2 separate regions of the Homo sapiens genome follow, and region 1 is linked to region 2. A link is a loop called in an ENCODE intact Hi-C map of the cell type or tissue named here. Cell type or tissue: Caco-2. All regions are shown on one strand. Each heading gives the region's core, and the rest is flanking DNA. Links, peaks and the distances in the headings are about the cores only. Region 1 overlaps ZNF217 (zinc finger protein 217). Region 2 has its middle 7.8 kb from the start of PFDN4.

Region 1 (8,337 bases), core at 219-8,218, 620 kb before region 2:
TAGCTATTAATCACTGTAGGCAGCCATTTAAACACGACGCCCCTCATGCAATACCTTCTAACGTCGAGCTGGATGCTGGACTACCAGCAGGCACACAAGTGTAAAGTGGCCCGGAGCCACCATAGGGCTTCTGAACAGTCAGCACATTTGGAGAATCGACCTCGCTGGAGCTCAGGAACCTTGGTTTGGGAGGCAGCGCCTGCGACGGATACACACAGTCCTGCGGTAACAGTGATGTGATGCCTCTGACCATATGGTACTTGGGAAGGTCATAGCCTCTTCTGTAATTGGCCCCGGGCTGGTCAACGTCAAGGGCAACCACGCTGGACTTCAGTCTTTTTGGAAGGGGCTCACCAAATTCTGCTGCAGTATTGCTGGCACTCCGATTACAGAAATAGTCTCTTCCCGGAGGTGCCCACGGGCTGTCGTTCTTGGCGGGGTAGTCGATGGAACCATTGATGTTACTGCTGCCGAGGGTGGGCTGAGAAGGAGCTACTGGAAGAGGTTTCAATTTTGTCTCGGGTCTTTTTGTCTTATCCGGTGCAGGGGAAACACTGGTTTTAGGAAACATCTCAGATTGCTGTTGCCTGGTGGCGGCCCCTTGGACCCCCACATTCTGCTGTGGTCTGTGGGACTTCAGGTTACTTGGGGCTAAAGTGCTAGAGTCTATCCCTGAAGTCAGAGGGGCCTTGCCTGGCCCAGGAGGGCTCTGCTTCCCCTTCGCAGATGGCAGGGATTTGGACTGCGCCGGGAAAGCAGACTTGGGCTTGGGTTTACAGAAACTAGAGAGGGGAGGCACATCTTTTCCCAGCAACGCTGGCGGGCATCCGGTACGTCGACTTCTAAGCAAGGACTTGTTTCGACAGTTTTTATGAACGTCAGGATTGTATTTATGCTCCAGTCTCTGGTGCATCATTAAAACTTCTGGATAAAATGTCTTGAAGGTACAAAATGGACAGGTGATACTTGGAATCAAACTTTTACTCAAAGAAATTGCCGGGCAATTGTGAAGAGCCCCCACGGATAAATTTAAAGGTTTTTCGTGACAATCCACACTTGGCCTGTATCTGCAGTCAGCTGCGGTCTCCGTTTGCTTCTCTTTGGGGCTAACTTCAAGGTTATGGGTGGTACTGCCATCCGGAGGAGGAGTAACATCCGCCTTGGTTCTACAGATGAGGTTATTTGCCTGAGTTTCAACTGCTGATCTCTTTTTTAACAGGTCCAGGTAAGCAGGGGTAGGGTTTTTATTCACTTTATCAGCACTGTCATCAGCTGCATTTTTATGGAAATCCTGAGTATCTTTGTGTGCTGGTGAGAGGACAGCGCTGCCCAGAACATTCTGAAAAACAGAAGGCATCTCCTTAAGCTGCTTTGCAGGTGGACTGCCTGTAACATCTTTGGCACCATCAAAAAATCTTTTCAAATTTTTGGTTTGCGCACTGTCAGCGGTTAATAGTGCATCTTCAGTGTCCTGATTTTTACCATCGTTCTTGACTTCAGCAGCAACATCGGTTTGTTTTTCCTTGTGATGTCTCTCCAAGTGATACCTCAGAGATGTCTTCTGGGCTGCAGCATATTCACAAAATTCACATTTGTATGGTTTTTCACCTAAGGCAAGAAATGGCACTTTATTATAGAAGTGTATGAAAAGCACTGAAATAGATCAAATATCTATTTATTAAGAAAACAGGCTTCTTTCCTCCTTTTGCTTTCTCGATCTACTATCACATAGGATTTCTCATCAGTTCTTTATCATCCTTACTGTAATGAATATTTGAAATTATGAATGCCTATCTTCAATAGAAAAATTAACAGCAACACTTCTAACTTATTTAATCTTCCTAACAGCCCTAGGGAAATATGTATTATTCTACTTTTACAGCAAAGAAAACTAAAAGCACAAAAAGGTTAAATAACTTGCCCAAGGGTGCACAGATAGTAAGTGGAAGAGATGAAATTTCAAATCTACGCAGCCTCCTACATCATGATGTCATAGCTCCTTTCACAATCTCAAGACTACTAAATAGATTCTCATTTCATTCTCAATCATAAAGACATAAGATGCAGCATTTTAAAATACTGTAGCTTTTAATAAGATAAGAGTCAGGACATAGCAGTCATAAACTAAACAAATGAACTTTGTCCGGGCGCGGTGGCTCACGCCTGTAATCCCAGCACTATGGGAGGCCAACACTATGGGAGGCCAAGGTGAGCGGATCACTTGAGGTCAGGAGTTCGAAACCAGCCTGGCCAGCATGGTGAAACCCCATCTCTACTAAAAATACAGAAATTAGCCGGGTGTGGTGGCAGGTACCTGTAATCCCAACTACTGGGGAGGCTGAGGCAGGAGTATTGCTTGAACCAGGGAGGTGGAGGCTGCAGTGAGCCGAAATTGCACCACTGCACTCCAGCCGAGGTGACAGAGCAAGACTCCGTCTCAAAAAACAAAAAAGAAAGAAAAGAAATGAACTGCAAATAAGAACAATGGCTCAAGTTACAATGGCACTAAAAGAATAAAAATAACCACTGCAATCAACATGCTACATATTTATCCTTAAGCTAGTCCAAGGATCTGGCAGAGTATCTGAACAACAACAACAAAAAAATTAGATAACTACATAATTTAACTAATGCATGGTTAAAAAAATAAAAGTTCTTTACCTGTATGCGTTCTGAGATGAATATTGAGGTAATAATTTGAACGGAAAAACTTTCCACAATAACTACACTCTCTTGAAGATGTAAGATGTTTTATTTTTCCTCCATCATCATTTTTATCTTAAAGGAAAAACAAAAATATTTATATAAGAAGGTAGCTGAAGTACCTGAATAAGGCATGCTGACTTAAATATTCTTGACATAAACATTTTTGGAAAGCATGAAAAAATTCTTTTATATAACATCGGGTTAGAACAAAACGGCTAGACACACACCAAATGCTGTTGGAGGTTGTTTGAAGTTTTAGAGTGTTATAACATGATTTTGTTTTGTTTTTTTCTGGGTACAGCAGAGTACACTATTAAACATTCAGTTCTTCGTTTGCCTTAATCACAAGAAAGATCATTTCATAGACTGAATTGCCCGGGCAGCTTCCGGTTCTCAGTGTCTCTGAGCAGGCAGGATCTGGCAAACTGAAGGTGGACATACATACTGGCGGGAAAAATTATCTTCTTCAGAATAATTTAGAAAAATGAGCCAATTACAAACCGTCAACTTCCCAACCACCAGGGGAAAAATAAGCCGTTTAAGGTTAGGATTAAACAACTGACCACTAGAGGGCAGCAAGCACAACTTAATCTTCAACAGAAAAGAAAGTCTGGCATTGGGCAAGCACCTAGGAAAGTCTGTCAAAATTTAGCAAAGTTTTGGAAAGCAGGCTGTATTGTCCACAAACACTCATGTGGGCGAAAGAGATCTGACAAATGAAAACCTGTCCCCAAATGACAGTGTTTGGCTTTAGTTTCTGCAGGACAATAGGACAATGTGTCTCACGTGCATCAGGAGAAGTTAGAGTCCACTGGAAGGAGGACAGAACTTCAAACACACACCAGCCCTCCAAAAGACAATCAGAGGTGCTGCCGTTAAAATACCACCCCCAAAACACATGAATGTTTAAGTTTTAAATAAATGTCCCCTCACTGTAGATCATATCACTATCCACCTGTAAGACAGACACCCTTGATGATCTATATAGTGTCTAAAGAAAGAAAAAAAAATTTACTTGATCTTCTTAAGTCTTAAAAAAGCCAGGATGATAGTACAATATGATAAATCTAGACTACTAAGATAATATAAGTTTAGGAAAATCAATTCCCCAAATACAGAATGGCCAGCTTTTTTTTCTTACAATCATACCCAAACTAGCTGGGTTTATAACTGGGCGTTGTTGCAATTTCCGACTCCCAACTATGTGTCAGGATTTATGGTATGTTGCGTCATATCCAAAAAGCTATGAAATGCCTTTTCTTTAGAACAAAGGACATGACATTTCCACATCTACCTGGTTCCTGCTCTTTCAAGCATCACCTCTGACTTTACAGTTATATTTTTTAAAGGACTGTGATCTTTTTACAAATAGGCTGTTGAAATTGTCCTTGGGAGGTGGAAGACAGGGGTCAATGAACCATTTTGCAAACAGGGAAATAGTAGCAAAGAAAGGTTAAGCAACTCATAATTGGTCACAAAACAACGCAGTGGTAGAACCAGAACTCAACGCCAAGCTGGGGTGCTCCCACCCACAGCCAGGCATTCTGTCCTGCCTGATGATCTAGCCCATGTTTTCCACACCACCTACCGGTAACTGGCCTTTTCATTTCTTTCAGGGAACTGGGGCATCTCACAGGGCCCCTGCAACAGTACCGGCACTAGCAGAAACCACTTAGCTAACTGGAGTCTGTGTTTAAAGCCTCTTTTTATGATGCCATTAAGACATTAGATTTGTAGTATGCTAAGTGCTGGGTTTCCTGTGTCCCAGGAAACTCAAAAACATTCTAAAGATTTGATATACAGACTACAGTTCTCACGTCAATCACATGATCAGAAAAGGAACTGGCACTGGCTGAAGAGCAGGTGAAGGAAGAGTCCAATCAATCGTGTGGGCAAATTCATCGTGGGTCTCATACACCCAGTTTTCCGAAGAATTCAAGCACACAATCAAGTGACACTGAGAGGAGGAGGCACTTGTTTTAACCGAGGACCACTTTGACAGATGCTTCCCTAAGACCGATTCATGTTCCCATCATTCGCTTGTCAATTACGGCCTGCCCATCAGGGTCTTTTCAACTGTTTTAAGCAGCAAGATCCTCTATTCAAACAAAATACTAAACTCTGATAGGAGAAGCTCTGGCTACAGTGAGGATGGGCGCAACTCCAAACACAGGTGGAATCCTTTGCCCTAGATAACGCCCACCAGGGCTCAGGAATATTATGTGAGCATGCCTTCAGTGATCACCTTCTCTTTCTATAAATGCCACTAGTACACTGAAAATTCTGCTGAGCAAATGAGCCTTCTTAAAAATGTCTTCAGTGTGCTCACATTCCTTGTATTTTATGACAAATCATTTGGGTTCCTGAGGTACCTATAAATGGATACTAGCTTGCCAGACAGAAAGGACAAGGTTTTGGACAGCACCAAACGGCTGCCCAAATAATATTCCTGGCTCTAGTTGATCATCACTCCCAGTACCTTTTATGGCCACTAGAAATTCACTACAGAAAAAGATCAGGAACGCCAGAAAAACTTAAGTGAAGGCTAGGGTCTCTCAATGCTCAAACTATTGACATTTGGGACCAGATAATTCTTTGATGATGGGGCTGTCCTGTGCACTGTACCATGCTGAGCAGTGTCCCTGGCCTCTGCCCACTGGATGCCAGCAGGCACACCCACACACACAGTATGACAACCAAAATGCCTCCAGACATTGCCAGATACTGATTGGGAACAAAATCGCCCCAGTTAAGAAGCAGTGCATTTGGGCTGGATGCACAAGTTATTTTTTTTTTAAAGTGTGTTTTGTGAGCAAAACGATACACGTTTAAAAAATATATATATATTTTCAGAACAAGGAGACCTCTTAACTCAACCCTGTTATTACAGAAATGAGAAAATTAAGGCCCTGAGAGGTTAAATGACTTACACAGAGTGATACCAAAAAGAGCCTGGACTTGACTCTGGCTCTCCAAACCCCATTCCTGGCCAGCGTTGTCTGGAGATGGGAATAGAGAGGGGGAGACGGGGAGACAGACAGACACAGGCGGAACAGCACGGGACGGAGACAGGGCAGCTTACCCAGATGGATTCCTTCGGGAAGCCCATCCTCAGATCCGTCTTCAGAACCACCTTCCCCTCGATCCACGGCTCCATTTTCATCCAGAGGGGCGGCGAGGTCAGGAGAACACGTCCCCGGCTGCCTCCCGTCCACAGACATGGTGGGCGACTCCGCGCCGGCCCTCCGGTCCTTCTTGTGGACCCTGGAGTGCAAGACCAGCTGGTGGTAGGTTCTGAAAGCTTTGCCGCACTCGGAGCAGTGAGTGGGCTTCTCCTTGCTACTGGGTAACTTGGGATCCGCGTCCACGGAGGGCGCTTCGCCGTGGGAGTGTTTGCACTTCTCTTTCTCTTGCGAGAGGCCTGCACAACTGCCCTTATTTGTTTCTCCAAGCTCCTTCTCGGAACTCGAATCGTCGTTGTCGGTGCTCCCTTCTTGCCCCGATTCCTTCACTTCTTGGCAAATGGCAACTTTTCCTTTGGTAGCCAGCTGCCAAGCCTGGAAGGTGGTGAACGGATCGAGCTGAGGGATGCATCTGACAGGCTTCTTCCCCGTTTCAGGGTGAGATTTTGGTCTCAAGTTGAACAACTGCAGGAAGTCCTCCCTCGAGGACGGCATTCCTCCTTGTGGAGAGTCTGTCTGCGCGCTGCTGGTACCGAAAGCAGTTTTTTTGGTGTGCACCTTGCGGTGCTCAATTAGACTTTCTTTATTTGGAAATAGGAAGCCACAAACCATGCAGATTTTGTAAGGAGAGGAGATGCTCTCGGCCGCGTGCACCTGGACGACCTCGTTGATCGTTGCTGGACTACTCTCCAAGCCTTGCTGCAGTTTGCTTCTGGCCCCCGATTTGCCATTATGTGTCCGCATGTGATTTTTAAGAAACCAAGGCTCCTTGAATCTTCTTCCGCACATGTTACACCCGTAAGTGAAAGAATCTTTGTGTGTTCTCATGTGGATCTCAACATCAAAAGCGACTCTAAATGTCTGCCCACATACCTCACAGCTAAATTCATTTTCCTTGCAATTCTTTTCCTTGGGAGGTTCTGTTCGCACTTGACTTTTATCAAGCGGACTGAGATACTCTGCTTCAACCCGAAGAACTGCTGGTTCACAGAGGGTAGGCCGGTGTTGCATTAAGACATGTTTATTAAGGTCTTCTGAATGTGTGAAGGTCTGGCTGCAGAACATGCAATCCAAGGGCATATACCCCTCGATTTGGATGACATTTTTTTCTTGTGTAGCTCGGAATGGAACAACAGCGGTCCCTTTCATTGACAAGGCATCCTCCATCTCCATCGGACTGCCAAGAGAGCTGCCAATCACTTCTGGCCCATCCATGTACATTAAGAGGGATTGAGTTGGCATGTTTCCTGTCACTTTCGATTGCATATAATCTCAAAGTTCCGTTGGGCAATTTCTGGAGTTGGAATAAGGCCACTTGTAAGACTTGTCACTCACCCCTCTAACAGCCCTGGGTTCCAAAAACCAGAGCAAATATTTATTATAAAAGTTCAAAAGAAAGTGTATAGTCCTCTAACTTCTTCGAACTTTTAGGAAGCTCAGTGATGGTGTCACTGGTTCTTTCCACAAACAAGGCATACAGGGTTCCCAATGCCTCGATTCAAATATGAATCAGCACAAAGCATTAGTTCTCTTTGTCTCCATTGAATGAGTGTTTCAATTGAGCAAGAAGTCAATCCCAGCAACCTGGAGACAAGGGATTTCCAAACCCTAGAGGAAAAAAAACAGAAACGGTTAGCTACACTCAGAGCGAAGAGAAGGCTGGTGTGGGTGAGTCATACGGTCTTTTCCACGCAGCAGAGAAGGTACCTAATTCAATTGCTTCACTTTTAACTAATATATAGGGCATCCTGTTAAACGTGCTTGTTAATTAAATCATTGGCATTTTATCCAGTCAGTACACTTATTAAATCAGAATTTCATCCAGTTAAAATCCAGTTTAAATCAGTGCTTTACCGACTTAAATCTAAAATGTCAAGTTTTAGGTCAGAAATTGTTAAATTCAGCTGAATACATTTTAAATGCCACTAAAATGCACATGTGGATGCCATCAACAGCCTCCCTAAATCTAAAGACTATAAGAACTGTGAAAATTAAGATGAAAAAATTAAAACACTTTAGTAAACTATTTTAAATCCAGTGTATACAAAACAATTTAAAATTTGTTTCATATACAAACAAATCTGCATCCAAGAAATCTAAGTGCCCAAACACCCCCTTAGAGATTTTGCACATACAGAGGTCAACAAAATGAGCACAGAAATACAGAAACTTTTCCTAAAATCCCCATTCAAGAAATACTTAACACCTCAGAATGGTCACTCATCTTGGCCAGGGGAACCCTGATATATTTTGGTTCACTGGATATTCGAAACCTCAATCCACTGTTCAAATCCCAGCTTGCTTTCAACGACTTTCTGCCTTCAACAAGCACTGGGTGGGGCTTCCTAGTCCAAACAACAAATAGGGAAAGACATACACAAAGCTCCTTTGTGAATGTATAGATTTAAAATAAAATCCTCAACAGGGCTGTTTCAACATGGCTTAGTCT
Region 2 (8,337 bases), core at 102-8,101:
CTGTGTTGGTTCCGTTTTTAAATGAGTTCGCTCCTGATATGGCAAGATACCAGCCACTATGCCAGAACTGCCATTTCTACAGCTTCACAGCAAATAGGAAGAGAGGGCTTCTGGCTCCCATTGGAATCAGAAGTTGAGGCTCTGATTGGCCTCAGTTTGGTTCTGTGCTTATTCCTGAACAGTCATGTGACCATGAGTTGCTGAATGGCTGACGGCTGTTCTCAGGCTCCACCACTAAGGTGGTATGACAGTCCACCCAGATCACATGGACTGATAGGGAGGAAGGGGAGGGTCCTCACATTGAAATCAGGGCTATTGCCAGAAGAGCACGAAATGGGTGTCGGGAGGCAAGCACCACATGTTCAGGAGAACTAATTCTTCTTGGGCAGCCAATCAAATGTGGAGTCTGATAAATACAATTTTGCTTCCCATTCCCCATCAGCAAAGAGATTATTACAAAATAAAGTCTGTAATGATGAGTTACAGTTGGATATAAACCTATTAAAATAATGCATTATATAGATTAATTCCCTATGTATGCATTATTCAAGTGCTTTTAATACAGTTCCCCCCCTTTGGGGAGTGGGATCTTAAAATAAAAAGGAGAAAAGTTTTCATTGCTATGTTGTCCTATATATCTTGTCAAATTATGCAAAAAATACATGTAGACTTGTTTCACAAACATAACTAGATAGCATAATTACTTGGGTGGTACTAAAATTTGTTTGAACAAAGTTAGTTCTAAAGGAAGTGAGGCAGGATTCTTTTTGAGAAGTATAATATTTAATTTTTATGGGTATGGGAAAATACAGTGTAGATGAGAATAACTACGATTTGTATCCTTATTTTATCAGATAACAGTTATATAAGGTATAGAAACTTAGAGGCATTACCCAATTGTCCTGAGCCTCCTTTCACCACCTACAAAATGAAAATTATACCTATAGTTTGAACTGAATTAATTTGCAAAATTAATTTAAGAACCCAAAGTATATATTAAATGCTTAAGAGAAATACAGCCTCTTTTTAAGGCCATTGACAATTTAGGGACTGCCCCTCCTCCTCATGTCTTCGCAGACAGCTTTTCCGGAGCTTAGCAAGTGGTAGCTCGCAAAGTACTGAAATCTTCTCCTAGGATCCATGTCCTACACTGCTACAAGAATCACTGATTACATTGGCAATTCAACATTTATTAGGTCAAATGGAATCCATCGTAGCCAGGACCTCAGCTCTCCTTCAGTATGCTCAGATAACACCTGACCGAATATGGGAAGAGGCTCATTGTGTAAACACAAACGTGGAAGTGCCTTTTATTAAAACAAGATTTTACCTGTAGAAAGATTTGAGCATTCAATTTGCCTCGAGGTAGCATCTTTACCTGGAAATGAAATCTCATTCTGTTATTGGAGCCAATGTGTTTATGTCACCATTGGATGCAGGAACAACTTAAAAAATAATAGTATACATATGTTATGATTAACTCTAAACTTTTGTTTACTTTAAGGATAAGCTAAAAAAACTCACTATTGTCAAAAATAGCTTCTGTAATTTGTTCTTTTCACAAGAAGTAAAATTCTTGTGTTATTTTTTATTCTCTGTACCTTGCGAATAACTCATAACTTAGGAGTTCCCAAGTTATGTTCATTCCTCCATTGCAATCTCTGTCCCACCCTTCCCTTTCTTTCCATTTCCGTTGCAATGTAATGTAAGGTTAAGAGCATGGAATGCAAGAGGTGCCAGTTTCAACTCTAGCTCTACTGTTTCTAGCTCTGTGTCCTCGAGCACATTATGTCCCGTACTCTTGCCTCAGTTATACCATCTGTGTGTAATAATGATAATACTACCTCCTTTATAGGGTTGGTTAACTAATGGTCTGTTTTATAAAGGTCTAAAAACATTGTATACGTTGAAGGGCTTTTAAAAATGCTGTACTTTTAGCCAGGTAAAAATTCGGTTAAGAATTCAAACTAGCAAAAGATGATTCTACTTTGGCCCAAAGGCAGTGGTTTCCTGGGTTTGTGTCATCTTGCTTTGCAGCGTGTAGACAATTCTTCAGGAGTTGCAGAGAGAAAAATAACATGCCAGATTTTGGGGTCACAGTGCCATCTGCTGAAGAAAGGAGTGTTGCTCGAACAATGAGTCCACATGATCACAATTTGCGTAAGTACTAGGCCTAGCCAAAAAACAAAACAAAACAAAACAAAAAGAATGCAATAAGTTATGGACTCTTGTACATTGTAGTGGAGTGAATTCCTCAACAGCTTACGCTGTATTATATATTACTGTATTAATCTCTAAATACATTATCACTTATTTATTCATGCATTGATTTATTCATTAGTTAACATTTGTTAAGCACCTACTTTCCTGTTGGTGCCGCAACAACAGAGATGAAGAAAACAGGCATGATCTGTTTCCTTTGGTGCTCTCAGTTTAACAGGGACACAGAATTCAAAAGGGAATATACCAGGGAGGCGTAGAAAGCTGCTTTAGGGGGCAGCGGATGCTGCTCTTGTCTGGGAGATGGGTGCGTTTGAGGAAAGCTTGTGTCTTAGTCAGTCTATGCTGCTACAACTAAAGTCCTGAGTCTAGGTAATTTATAAACAATAGAGATTTATTCCTGACAGTTCTGGAGGCTGGAAAATCCAAGATCAAGGCACCTGTAGGTTTAATGGCTGGTGAGAGGTCCAGTCTCTCCTTCTAAGATGCCAACTTGTTGCTGTGTCCTCTGCAGGGCAGAATGCTATGTCCTTACATGGTAGAAGAACAGAAGAGAATGAACCTTGATATGGTTTGGCTGTGTCCTCACCCAAAATCTCATCTTGAATTGTAATCCCCATAATCTCCATGTGTCAAGGGAAAGACCAGGTGGAGATAATTGAATCAAGGGGGCGGTTTCGCCTACTCTGTTTTCGTGATAGTGAGTGAGTTCTCACGAGGTCTGATGGTTTTGTGTTTGGTAGTTCTTCCTGCATTTATTCTTGATCTTGCCGCCCTGTTAAGAAGGTGCCTTGCTTTCCCTTCACCTCCCGCCATGATTGTAAGGTTCCTGAGGCCTCCCCAGCCATGTGGAACTGCGAGTCAATTAAACCTCTTTCCTTTCTAAATTACCCAGTGTTGGGCAGTTCTTTATAGCAGTGGGAGAATGGACCAACACAAACTCGTTCCCTCAAGCCCTTCTATAAGAGACCCAATCCCATTCTTGAGGGCTCTGTCCTCAGACTTAAAGACCCCCGCCTCATTGTAAAACCACATTGGCCATTAAATTTCAACTACGAACTCTGGAGGACACATTCAAATCATAGCAGCTTCCTTGATGGGAGTAACATAGACGCTGAGTCTTAAGGATAGGCAGACGGTAGAATGCAGCTGGCTGAACAATAGGAGAAAGGCATCATAGGCAGCAGGAAAAGCAAGTGCAAAGGCCCTGAGGCAGGAGGGAGCGTGTAGCATTCACAGAATGGAGGCCCAAGAGGGTGAAGCACAGTGAGTGAGGGGAAAGATGGTCCAAAACAAGGTCAGGGAGGGAGGCTAGGCCCTGGTAAGAAATTTAAGTGCAATGGGAAAACAATGAAACATTTCAAACAGCGTTATGGAAAAACCATTTGCAAAATTGTTTAGCTAAATACAAACTGACAGTACTTAACATTACCCAGCACAGTAAGATTCAAAAGAAGTGCAAAATATTCGGAAGGTGGATTTGAATGATTTAAGTCTGGGGAACACTGTCATGTTCCTCGGGTGCCCTCTGCAGGCGCCAAACCAAATTGCTGCGTGATCCTGGGGATTTGCTCCTTCTTGCCTCTCACTCCTCATGGCCAGCATGGAAGAGGAATCTGATCAAGGTTTCCTTTTTAAATCTTAGAACCAGGAGCCTGGAGCAGGTGTTGCAGGTTTTGGAGGGCACCCAGGTGCGTACTGCCAGGAAATGATGTGATAACCTCATTCTCGCTTTGTGACAAAATCTAAATTAAACTGGGACATGTCTGGACAATTTTGTAGCTTACATACCAATTCAAACAGGTTTTTTTTTTCTCTTCATTTTCCAGTCAATATACTGACCATTTCTGTCCTTATATCTTCCTCACGGAGTGTTCCTGATGGTAGTCACACAGTCTTTTATTATAATTTTATGAGTTCTTGTTGGAGCGATTAATAGCATTTATACTAATAAAACTTTCTAACATACTGTATAATTTACTTATATGTTTTGGTTATGATCTTTTTCCTATCAATAGAATGTAAGCTACATGAGGACAAAGAGTTTTGTCTGTTTTTTCAGTGTTATGCCCTCAATGCTGAGCACCTGCCCTTCTTGGTCCAAGCAACATCCCACTGATTCCACAGTCCTCAGGGACCACTCCAGCAAGATTCAAGCTCTTTCTCCCCTGGACTCGCCCCAGGGTTGCAGCTTCTGGTGCTGTGACTTTGGTCATATGTTTGCCAACCATAAGCTTCATGATGCCAAGCACCTTGTCTGCTTTATTTTTCTGCTTGCAATAGCACCTAGCATGGTAGAAATTTCAAACAAACACACGCATAAATGCTCTCATTTAGGTATGTTAAAACAGAAGGCTGGGAGTTACAAGTTCATATACCTGGAGGGCCTCACAGGTGAGCACATGGATGGGCAGGTGCCCTACATGTACCTGTGTGCGCTCTGTGAGTGGGGGGGTCTGCCAGGCCCAGGAGAGAGCCTGCTGGCCGAATGTGCCAGGCCAAAGCAGCACCAGCAGCTGCCCATCAGGCAGAAACACAGGTGCAATGTCACCAGGATGCTGATTGTACCAGCTCAAGCAAAACTAAAAATCTCAAATATTGGTTCCACTAAAGAAAAATACCATATGGGTCAAAGAAAACATAGCCTGGATCCAGTCAGTGGGAGGCCAGTTTTCAACCTGGCATAAGGGAAAGTCTTTCCAAATGGTCATTGTTGATTCTCCTCCCTGACCTGCAGGATCCACATGCTTCCACTTGTACCCCATGCTTCTCCCCGGAGAGCCAGGGACAGTCCCCAGCTGGAGAAAGGACCAGAAACAAAGGTCGGAAATGCTCCACATCAGGAAATGAGAAGATGCTCAGCAGACTTGAAAGTCCCTGTACCATGCGGACTTGCAGAACGAGTTTTTCTGCTAGGAGAGAGATTAGCTCAAAGGATAGCAAGGTCTGGGGAGAGGAGAGGGACAAGAATGATGAGAAATAGAATGAGAAGGAAAACCTCTAAAGCAAGGGGAAGATAGGGGCATCAGAGGGAGCTGAGTCAGCACCAAGACTGCCAGGAGCCGCCACTGTCCTCTGTCCAGATTCAATGACACTGCCCTGTGCCCGCAGACTCTCTGCCCAGTGCCTTTTCTCTCTGCTTTTGTATGGTCTGTGTGGGGAACTAATGCATGGAGAAGCGTGCACCATCTCATGATAATGATGGAGCAGCCAAAGCCTCATAGAGCATCCGATTGGAGCCATGGCTTCTTTGAGCCCAGCCAAAGGGATCCAGCCCCTACCTCCATATCACCTGTTAGAGGAGACAGTGCCCCCTAGCCCTTCTGTCTCTGGAGCCCCTGTCTCCTGGTGCAATTTCTCAGCTCAGTGACTAGCTAACCAGGCACTTGGACATTAAGGAAGCATGGTGATGAATAAGTGGGCCCTGCATGAGGCAGGCTTCTCAGGGTTTCTTGGCAGCACATGTATTAGCATTTGGACCAATCTGATTTTATTTTATTATTGTTATTTACATTTATGTATTTATTTTTAATGTTGTGGGTACACAGTAGGCATAAATATTTATGGGGTACCTGAGATATTTTGATATGGGCATACAATGTGTAATAATCACATCAGGGGCCGGGTACCGTGGCTCACACCTGTAATCCCAGCACTTTGGGAGGCCAAGGCAGATGGATCAGCTGAGGTTGGAGTTTGAGACCAGCCTGACCAACATGGCAAAACCCCGCCTCTACTAAAAATACAAAATTCACTGGGTGTGGTGGCGCAAGCCTGTAATCTCAACTACTCGGGAGGCTGAGGCAGGAGAATCCCTTGAACCCGGGAGGTGGAGGTTGTGGTGAGCCAAGATCACGCCATTGCACTCCAGCCTGAGCAACAAGAGCAAAACTCTGTCTCAAAAAAAAAAAAAAAAATCACATCAGGGTAAATAGTGCATCCATCACCTCAGGCATTTATCCTTTGTGTTACAAACAACTCGGTTACACTCTTTTAGTTATTTTAAAATGTACAATAAATTATTGTTGACTGTAGTCACCCTGTTGTGCTATCAAATATTAGATCTCATTCATTCTAGATGACTAATTTTTATACCCATTAACCATTCCCACTTCCCCGTCCCCTAGTACCCTTTTCAGCCTCTGGTAACCATCCTACTCTCCATTTCCATGGGTTCAGTTGTTTTAAGGCTTTTAGCTCCCACAAATCAGTGAGAACACGCAACATCTGTCTTTTTGTGCCTAGCTTATTTCACCTAACATAATGTCTTCCAGTTTTATCCATGTTATAGCAAATGACAGGCTCTCATTCTTTCTTTTTTTTATGGCTGAATAGTACTCCGTTGTGTATAGGTGCCACATTTTCTTTTGTATTTTCATTTTACTTTAAGTTCTGGGATACATGTGCAGAACGTGCAGGTTTGTTACATAGGTATATGTGCCATGGTGGTTTGCTGCACCCATCAACCTTCATCTAGGTTTTAAGCCCTGCATGCATTAGGTATTTGTTCTAATGCTATCCCTCCCCTTGCCCCCTACCCCTGACAGGCCCTGGTGTGTGATGTTCCCCTCTCTGTGTCCATGTGTTCTCATTGTTCAACTCCCACTTACGAGTGAGAATGTGTGGCATTTTGTTTTCTGTTCCTGTGTTACTTTGCTGAGAATTATGGCTTCCAGTTTAATCCATGTCCCTGCAAAGGACATGATCTCATTCTTTTTTATGGCTGCATAGTATTTCATGGTGTGTATGTGCCACATTTTCTTTATCCAGTCTATCATTGATGGGCATTTGGGTTGGTTCCAAGTCTTTGCTATTGTAAATTGTGCTGCAATAAACATATCTGTGCATGTGTCTTTATAGTAGAATGATTTATAATCCTTTGAGTATATACCCAGTAATGGGATTGCTGGGTCAAATGGTATTTCTGGTTCTAGATCCTTCAGGAATCACCACACTTTCTTCCATAATGGTTGAACTAATTTACACTCCCACCAACTCTTTATCCATTCGTCTGTTGATGGACACTTAGGTTGTTTCTGAATCTTGGCTATTGTGAATAGCGCTGCAATAAACATGGGAATGCAGACATCTCTTCGATATACTGATTTCCTTATTGGGGGTTATATACCTAGCAGTGCAATTGCTGGATTATGTGGTAGCTCTATTTTTAGTTTTTTGAGGAAGCTCTCTACTGTTCTTTGCAGTGGTTGTACTAATTTACATTCCCACCAACAGCGTATGAGGGTTCCCTTTTCTCCACATCCTCTCTGGCATTTGTTATTGTCTGTCTTTTGGAAAAAGCAATTTTTAGCTGGGATGAGCTGATATCTCATTGGAGTTTGGATTTGCATTTCTCTGATGTTCAGTGATGTCGAGCACCTTTTCATATCTCCATTTGCCATTTGTATGCCTGCTTTAGAAGAATGTCTATTCAGATCTTTTGCCCATTTTTAAACTGGACTATTAGTTTTTTTCCTATTGAGTTGTTTGTGCTCCTCATATACTCTGGCTGTTAATCCCTTTTTTCTTGCCTTATTTCTTAATTAAATATTAAACTAAATATTTAGTTTGCAAATATTTTCTCTCATTCTGTGGTTTGTCCAATGTAATTTTAAAGTCCTAAAAGAATTTAATTCACTGACTCTTCAGTATGTTATAACCTGAACTTCTTGGCTGATTTTATGGGCCTCAGTGTTAGACAGCACCTAAGGATGTGTCATGTTAAAGCCTCTTGGTTTAACCTGTCTTTGTTCTCACCTGCCATTGGCCACCTGCTCCACCCCAGCAGCTCCCACAGTGACCAGCTCCACACCGGCCATGGTGTGCAGACTTGCAGGGCTGCCTCTCCGTCCAGTTGGCTCGTGCTTACAGCCTCACACCTTGTTCCTCCACCTGGGGGCTTCCCTGTGGAAGGCTGAGGTGAGAAAAATTATGGGAGCCTCAATGAGCAACCTGGAAGTGTCTGGGAGTGAGGTCCCCGTGGGGCCAGCCTTTGAATGGGAGGCAGGAACTGGCAAATAAGAGTTCTCCCCAGCTGAACTCTCCTGTGTTCTGGTTAACACAGCCTCTTACAGGACAGTCCCCAGAGAGGGAGCAACCAGTCGTGCTTGATACCAA

The links. Peaks named below come from ENCODE experiments on the same cell type or tissue, not always from the same donor. Only the 100,000 strongest peaks of a DNase experiment are listed, where the experiment ranks them.
Region 1: a loop joins it to region 2, with 6 times the contacts of the local background. A loop is called at or near these places in 36 of 110 quality-filtered maps.

What each region holds. Positions count from the first base shown.
Region 1 is chr20:53,575,673-53,584,009 of GRCh38, forward strand. It overlaps ZNF217 (zinc finger protein 217), which reads right to left. Exons shown (of 6, transcript NM_006526.3): 2 at 5,789-7,496; 3 at 2,662-2,778; 4 at 55-1,608. The coding sequence starts at 7,154. Among named protein-coding and RNA genes, the nearest start is that of ZNF217, 14 kb to the right of the region's middle. RefSeq lists enhancers at 6,168-6,959, 6,357-6,486, 6,517-6,586. In Caco-2, for the core only: CTCF peaks have their summits at 3,260 (motif pointing right) and 3,281 (motif pointing right); DNase peaks (open chromatin) are centred at 2,179, 3,289, 3,909, 4,239 and 2 weaker places.
Region 2 is chr20:54,196,081-54,204,417 of GRCh38, forward strand. No RefSeq gene overlaps it. Among named protein-coding and RNA genes, the nearest start is that of PFDN4, 7.8 kb to the right of the region's middle. In Caco-2, for the core only: CTCF peaks have their summits at 2,093 (motif pointing left) and 3,740 (motif pointing left); DNase peaks (open chromatin) are centred at 2,089, 3,771, 5,121 and 8,063; H3K27me3 peaks cover 180 bases.